Linked DNA regions of Mus musculus: all the other regions are linked to region 2. Evidence: chromatin loops called from intact Hi-C (ENCODE). Cell type or tissue: gastrocnemius. All regions are shown on one strand.

What was found. A loop is a pair of places that touch in the nucleus more often than their neighbours do. Peaks named below come from ENCODE experiments on the same cell type or tissue, not always from the same donor. Only the 100,000 strongest peaks of a DNase experiment are listed, where the experiment ranks them.
Region 1: a loop joins it to region 2, with 10 times the contacts of the local background. A loop is called at or near these places in 15 of 42 quality-filtered maps.
Region 3: it touches region 2 in a loop (11-fold over the local background); 37 of 42 quality-filtered maps call a loop at or near these places.

Annotation. Positions count from the first base shown.
Region 1 is chr7:112,376,090-112,378,589 of GRCm38, reverse strand. All of the region lies in intron 2 of Micalcl (MICAL C-terminal like), which reads right to left. Among named protein-coding and RNA genes, the nearest start is that of Micalcl, 2.5 kb to the right of the region's middle. In gastrocnemius, a CTCF peak has its summit at 1,138 (motif pointing left); DNase peaks (open chromatin) are centred at 1,102 and 1,723; H3K27ac peaks cover 1,673 bases.
Region 2 is chr7:113,131,158-113,133,657 of GRCm38, reverse strand. All of the region lies in intron 2 of 4930543E12Rik (RIKEN cDNA 4930543E12 gene), which reads left to right. Among named protein-coding and RNA genes, the nearest start is that of 4930543E12Rik, 9.6 kb to the left of the region's middle. In gastrocnemius, a CTCF peak has its summit at 1,294 (motif pointing right); a DNase peak (open chromatin) is centred at 1,296.
Region 3 is chr7:112,918,905-112,921,404 of GRCm38, reverse strand. No RefSeq gene overlaps it. Among named protein-coding and RNA genes, the nearest start is that of Rassf10, 34 kb to the left of the region's middle. In gastrocnemius, a CTCF peak has its summit at 1,392 (motif pointing left); DNase peaks (open chromatin) are centred at 778, 1,369 and 2,270; H3K4me3 peaks cover 291 bases; H3K27ac peaks cover 549 bases.

The sequences.
Region 1 (2,500 bases), 760 kb after region 2:
TTCTCTCCCTGCCTGAATCAGGCTCCTTAAGTAGCCTCCAAAGTCTCCTCAGCTCCACAGACTGTCCCTTTGTTCCTCTGAGGAGTCACAGAGGACCTTGTGACACAGAGTCAGGGACACCTTGGGCTAGACACAAGCTAGACAGAGAGGTCTTGGGATCTATAAGATCATGATGCAGAAGCCGCTCCCCTCTCCTTCCTGTCATCCCAGGATCCATCCTTGCTGTGAGATCTCTGGTCACAACGTCCTTATCCATTATCTTAAAGTCAGAGGTTGTGGAAGGCTTGAGAAATGGGGCCTGGTCTCTCCCCTTGACTTTGTCCTTGGGCCAAGGCATTGCCCAAGGGCCAGGCAGGACTCCAGAGGGGAAAGAAAGGCCAGGGAGGAGCTGAGAGATGGGAAACCTCTTCCATGAGACTGATCATGATTTCAAGCTCCTCTAAAAGATGGGAAAGGGACCCCCAGGACCCCAATTTATTCACGGGAGCAAGTTACTCACCTCCAGTGTCCTTATCCAAAAGTACCGCCCGCCATGCAGACACAAGCTAGCTTAGCATGATTCGCATCCATTTCCTTCCCCTTGCACACAAACTATCTGGCAAATAGATAGACCCCTGGTCTGCCTCAGAGGCCGTGGGACACCCGGCCCAGCCAGGGTTGCTCTAACTCTTGGCTTAGGAGCTCATTCTTTATCTACCTCCATCCTCTTCTCCCATTCTTGCTGTGGAGCTCTGAGATGGCCCAGCCAGGCTGCTTTGTCCTCTGTAGGGCAAAGGGACTGAGTGCTCCTGGCTAGCAGGTCCTTTTGTGCCAAAGGGGTTGAAAAGTAGGCCCTGGACAGGATTATAGTCTTTGTGCTCGCTGGGGCAATTCCTTGTGCGACTTTCTCTTGTTTTTGTTTGACAGCGGCGGCCTTTCCCCCTGATGGTGACGTTCAGTTCACTCTAAGCCAGCTCAATTGGAAAGGATGCCTATGCCCTATATCCTATAAGCCTTGTTCTGGGGCATAGGGGTTCTTGACTTTCGGGGTTGACATGATGACTGGGATTCCGAGTACTACTGCTTCCTAGTAGGAAGGACTCTGTCGTCTCAAAGTCTTGGAGCGCCCTCTAGGGGCAGCATCCTGCAAGTCTGAACCCATATACTGTTTCATTGGGCCCTAATCCAACCAGTTTTTAAACTTCCTTCCTTTTTTCCTCTCTCTCTTTCCCCCCTTTTACACATAAACAAGAACTCCTTTGAACTAGACCTTGCTAGGTCACAGAAATAACAGGTTCAAGCCCTGTCTGCACCTAGCATGACTGTTGCTTAAGACTCACACCCTGTATCCATTAGTAATGGAATGCTAAAGTCTCCAGGTCTGTCCCCGAAGTCCACCTCTGAGTAGTAGAAGTCTGTCTTGTTTTTTTTTTAGAACCCCTGTCCCTGATGTTTGCCAAGCTCCTATCTCACCTCATGCTGGGAGCTTGCTGAGGACTGACTGAGCGCCCTGACACTGGTGGTACTCAACTGTTGGGATGGCTTTAGCACCCAGGAGGACTGGCCTGAGAGGGATCCTAGCGCTTGTTGTGGGGAGACTCCTGGAAACCTTAGTTCTCTCTGTCCTCTCAGGTTTGACACCTGAAGGAGCTCAGATGATTCAGGTGTCATCTTAGCTTGTTCCCAGGTATGCAGGCCTGGTCTGGCTCCAAAGGTGGCCCTTGGCCCAGGTAGACACAGGAGAAGTGGTGAGTCTGGGGGTTGGTGGGAAGTGACTCATTGGCCAGGAATCAAGCTGACTCGGAAGGAGGAAGAGCAGAAGCCCAAGGCCGTGTTGGGTCAGCCTGGGCAGATGGAGGTGGGAGAGAGAACATGCAGACTAGGGGAGGCAGAAGAGGGTGATGGGGTCAGAGCAGGGTGGACCCTCAGCTTCTCACTCAAGGGTCCTGGAGGAATTCTGTTTGCTGTGTGACTGTGTGTGCATGGTCACTGTAGACACTGTTCCTCTTGTGGGAGCTCTGAAACTCACCCGGGGCCAAGATCTGGAGAAGAAATAAACTCTCTCTCTCTCTCTCTCTCTCTCTCTCTCTCTCTCACACACACACACACACACACACACACACACACACACACTTATATTCTAGTGCAAGCTGCTATCTTCTTGCCTTGGTCACAATGGCATAGAACCAAAAGCAGAGGTGGGGTGGGGTTGGGATCTAGTCCAGTTTCTGGGACAGAACCAAGCACCCGTCTCTCAGTTTCCCTTTCTCATTTCAAACTTGGAGCTCATAGCTGCTACAGCTCTGTGAAACTACAGAATCTTAAGGTGCTGGGATTTCCGAGTAGAGGGAGAGGAATGGAGAGTTCCCAAATCCCTCGGCAATGATTACAGCCAGCAGTGGAAATCAAGTCAAGCTAACAGTTTTCCTTGCCCTTGGATTCCAGGCTAGGCCAGAGAAGATACCATGTAAGGAATGAGCGAGACTGCCCTCCCCCACCCCTCCCCCTGCCCATGACTCAC
Region 2 (2,500 bases):
ACAATGGAAGGTTTCTATGAAGCTCCTTTGAATTCCTACAGCAACACCAGTGCCTAGTGTTTAAAAATTCACTCCCTTGAGGCCTTGTAGCTTAGCCTGGTGATTTTTTTTTTTATACCAAGCAGTTGCCTGATAAAATCTCACTCCCATGGAACCAGACGATAACCTAGAGATAGTTAGGCAACTGGACACAGAAACACACAGGTATAATATATATATTTTTAAATTTTCACTTTTTTTTATGTGTAGGGGTATTTGCCTGTATCAGTGTCTATAGTGCACAGTGCCTATGCAGGCCAGAAGAGGGAATTGGATTCCCCTGGGACTAGAGTTACAGCAGGTAATGAGCTGCCACGTGGGCGCTCGGCCTGAATCCGGCTCCTCTGGAAGAACAACTCATAGGTTTAACCACTGAGCCATCTCTCCAGCTCCTAATCGTAGCATTTGAGAGACTTAGGCAGAACAAACACAACTCTGAAAGCAGCCTAGGCTATGTAGTGAAGCCTTATCTAAAGAAAAGAAGAAAGAAAAAGGATAGCTTAGTGGGTAAAGGTGCTTCTCAAACAACTCTGACGACCCGAGTTCAACTCCCAGAACCCATATAAAGGAGAAAGGAGACAGTGGCTCCTAAAAGTTGACCTCTGACTTCCACCCTTGTACTGTAGGATGCACACACACACACAGAGACACCTTATACATCATACACACAAAATAAAAATTTTAACTTTAAATTAAAAAAAAAAAGAAAAGGAGAAATTGCCATTCAATGTCCACTCCTGTGCACACTGAGAAGCCATGGCCGCAGTGTTCATTTGACCAGGAAAAAAACGACTACACCTACAAAGTCTGATTCCCTAAGTTAGCATTTGAGTGGTTCTCTTGCCTTCAGGATGTGCTGTGGCAATATTGAACATTTGTATTTGCACGTGCGTCTGTGTGGCTTTCTGCAACAAGGAGAGCAACATGCACTGTAACTACTTAGACATTGCCGGAAGTCAAGCAAGTCGGAGGCAAGGAGACAGAGAGGAACCGATGTGGGCTTTAGTGTTAGGCAGGACCAGAGTTGCAGAACATTATCATTTCTGTGTCCTCAACGCTTGGTTGAGGGTTGTTACAGTCTTCCTCTAATCTGAAACGGAAGCAGAAGCATTTTTTGCCCAATAGGATTATGGTACTATTCAGTGGAAATCAAGATGCTGCATTCTGCCTGTTGCCTGACACACTGAAGGTGCTCAATGAAGTTCTTGTCATCCACTTGAAACAAACGTGGATGGTGACTGCGTTTACCGTGAAGACCAGCAGAGGGCAGGGCAGACCTCACAAAGCTGTGTGTGAAACACTGGTTCTCAAATCCACTTTCAAGAGGAATTCCTGAGATATCTTCCTTAAACGCTTCTCATGAAAGATGGCTCTATCACGACCTCTAATATCTTCATAGAAACTGGTGCCTTCCTCTTAGGCAAGGATCCAGAGAAGGTATTGGGCAATATTTAACCAGGGACTTCCAGCACCTTAACAGCCTTTTAACATAGCTGTTCCCAGTATGAAGTTGTGGGTCTGTCTTATAGAAGGGGGGGGGGGGGCACAAGATAAGAGGCAGTATTTTAGAGTTGATTGGCTGCAACTCAACACTTCATAAAAAGCTGAGACAATGTGAAGTTTTTTTAAGTGGTTATTTTGAAGTCATTTCAAGTGTTAATAAAGCTTGTTTGAAATCCTGCACAATGGTTAAGTTAGGGAGGTTACTGCAGTACCACTTTTATAAACTGTAACTCACGGACGACTAAAATCCTCCCCCATCCTCCCTGTGTGGTGTCCCACTTCTCCCCCCACCCTCCCGTGGCTTGCTTAAGAGAAGACAGGACCTTTCTGAGTACAGCGGTAGTAAACCACTCACAGCAAGAGAAGTAAGCGATGGTGAAAAGTATTCACAGCAGTGACTCAAAGAGGACGCTTCGCACATCAGCTTCAGGTGTGTGAAGCTCAGCAGGTAAAGGCTGGCTGCCCAGCCTTCCAAGCAGCTGTTCTGAACCTGTGGGTCTCCACCCCTTTGGGGTGGCAGGACCCTTTCACAAGGGTTGCATATCAGATGGTTCCATTATGATTCATAACAATAGCAAAATTATAGTTAGGAAGTAACAGTGAAAAATATTTTTATAGTTAGCGGTCACCCCATGAGGTTGTATTAAAGGGTCATTGGGAAGTTGAGATACACTTAGTCAGATCGTCAGGTTCCAGATGGCAGGAGGAAAGAGCCAAGTCTGCAGGTTGTCCTCAGACTTCCATATGTGTGCCATACACACATATGCACACACATATGCAAACATACACATACACACACGCACCCCTAAACCCATTATGTTTCCACTTGTAGAAATAATGAAGAAACAAATCTACCAACTTATGTGGGACTCACATACAGACAGCAACAACCCCCCTCCCCCAAGGTTTGACAATGTTGGAATCCAGACACAGTTTCTAAAGCTGACAGAAACAGCAG
Region 3 (2,500 bases), 210 kb after region 2:
GTCTGCTTTCTACTGCGGTGGTAAAACAGCAACCAAAAACAACTTTGGGAGGGAAGGGCTAATTTGGCTTGTATGTGTTAGTCCATCATTAAGAGAAGCCAGTGCAGGAACTCAAGCAGAGCAGGAACCAAATTGGAAACCTCGAAGGAATGTTGCTTACTAGCTTGCTCCCCATGGCTTGCTCAGCCTGCTTTCTTATACAGTTGAGGTCCAGCTGCCCAAGGGCACCTCCCACAGTGGGCTAGGCCTTCCCACATCAATCATGAACTAGGAAAATGTCCACACAAACTTGCCTACAGGCCAAATCTCATGGTGTCATTTTTCTCACAAGGTTCCTTGTTGTCAATTGGCTCTCTCTGTGTGAAGTCAGCACACTTGGTAGAGAGAGATGAGCCAGCAGAGCACGGGCATAATCTGGGTGCCAGCTGTCCCGACAGAACAAATGATCTGACAGAACTGGGTACAGCCTGAGGGATTGCCGTCTTACACATATTCTCACTTACAGCACATGGAGGCGAGATGGCGTTCTTATACCTATCTTATTAGAGATTGGATTTGTGGAGCTGACATTGTTTTTTTTTTTTTTTTTTTTTTTTTTTTTTTTTTTAGAAAGTCAGTAGACAAGGATTCAAATCCATGTTATTCTACTTCATAGCTATGAGCCGTTGAAAAATTGCCCAAGTTGGAGTCCAGTGCCCTCCTTAGGAAAGGAGAGATGGCAATACAGACCTTGCTGGAAAACTGTCAGGATGAGAGGCAGCCCCATGGAGACCGATGCCAGCTACTTGGGAAGTCTTTGAAGGGGTCTGTCTTCTTTATAGGCAGCATAGCCCTGCACTGGACACCCTTCGCTGGCTCCCACTGTCAAGGTCAAAAGAGCTTTCGAAAGAGTTCAGGTTTTGCAGGAATAGCAACCACACATATGACCTTGACTGAGGGGTTCTGGGTTTTGCTTGTTCTGTTTTAGGTTTGGGGGTGGAGAGCATTGTTTTATTTTGAGACAGGGTCTCAATGCATCCCAGTCTAACCTTGAAATTGCTATGTAGCTGAAGATGTCCTTAAACTTGTGAACCTACAGTGCTGGGGTTACAGGTGTAGGACACTAGACCTGGTTCACAGTGTGCTGGAATGGAGCCAAGAGCATCATGTACAGTCCCTTGGCTTCAGGGTTTTTTTTTTTGTTGTTGTTGTTATTTGACAATTTTAGACAGCTGGCTGAATTCACTATGTTGCCCAAGTTGTCCTCGACCTCATGATCTTTCAGGTTGGCCTCCAAAGTTCTGGGGTTACCAGCATGTGCTTGTAATGGTTAAAAACATGAAGCCAACCAACCCTAGTAGTCTCTTCTATCCAAGCCGCCGGCTTCCAGGAGTGTTGACATGGCAGTTTGCTGCCCTCTGCTGTCCACAAGAGGAACGTACTAAAGTGGGTTTTTGTTGTTTTTTTTTTTTTTTTGGTTGGTTGGTTTGATTTGGTTTGGTTTTATTTTTTTAATTTCCAAGAACCCTGTGGCCCCAGGTGGCCCAGCCATACAAAACTTGCTCTACTTCTCTGAAAATAGCCCCAGAAATGGTAGTGCCAGGCCTGACTGTATAGTCTGAGGGGCCCAAAGACCTTGGTAAAATGTGTGACCTTGCAAGTTGTCCCCTGATTTCCATGAGTGTTACCCCTCCTTCTGCCTCCCTCTCCCCTCTTCTCTCTGTCTCCATCTACCCCTTCTGTCTTTCTGTATCTGTGTCTCTTTATGTCTCTGTCTGTCTCTGTGTTTCTCTGTGTCTCTGTCCCTGTATCTCTGTCTCTGTCTCTCTTACATGCACACACACACACACACACACACACACACACACACACACACACACACACACACACCAAAGACAAAACCTTTAAAAAGAAACACAGGAGGTTTTCTTTTTAAAACATGGTATTAAGCTAAGCTTTGGGCACTTATAAAGGTGACATCTTTATGTCCACCTGTGCCTTATGCCCTGAAACTAGGATGTCCTCATTTCTACCTGCTCCTGACATTAAACTCCTGGGCCACTAATCCCCTGAAGGATTTCCAGACGTTGCAAGATAGTAGATGGAGGTAAGTCTCTCCCTAACAGGATGGTCTTGTAAACAGAATTCTCTCGAGCAGACTCTATCACAAATCCAGCCTCTTTCCAACTCACTATTAAGGCCGGGGAGGGGGGGGGTAGGCAAAATCTCAGTACCCCCGTCCAGGCCCTGGGAGTCAATTCAGTCTTAGGCGCTGGTCCAGCAGAGATTCAGATGTCAATTCTGAACAGAGAAAGCTACATTGAGGACAGAGGAGACTTAAGACTATAGGGTGAGAAAATTCACTTAACAAAATTCTCCGAGAGATTATTCCAAAAGAGACCATGGGCCCACTGCTGTCACCTGCTACAAGGTAACTCGGTGTACATCTGGGGAAGAAGGAAAAAGGACGACGCAGAAAGACGCCAGGAGGGTTGGTGGGGGCGGGGCATGGCGCGGGCAT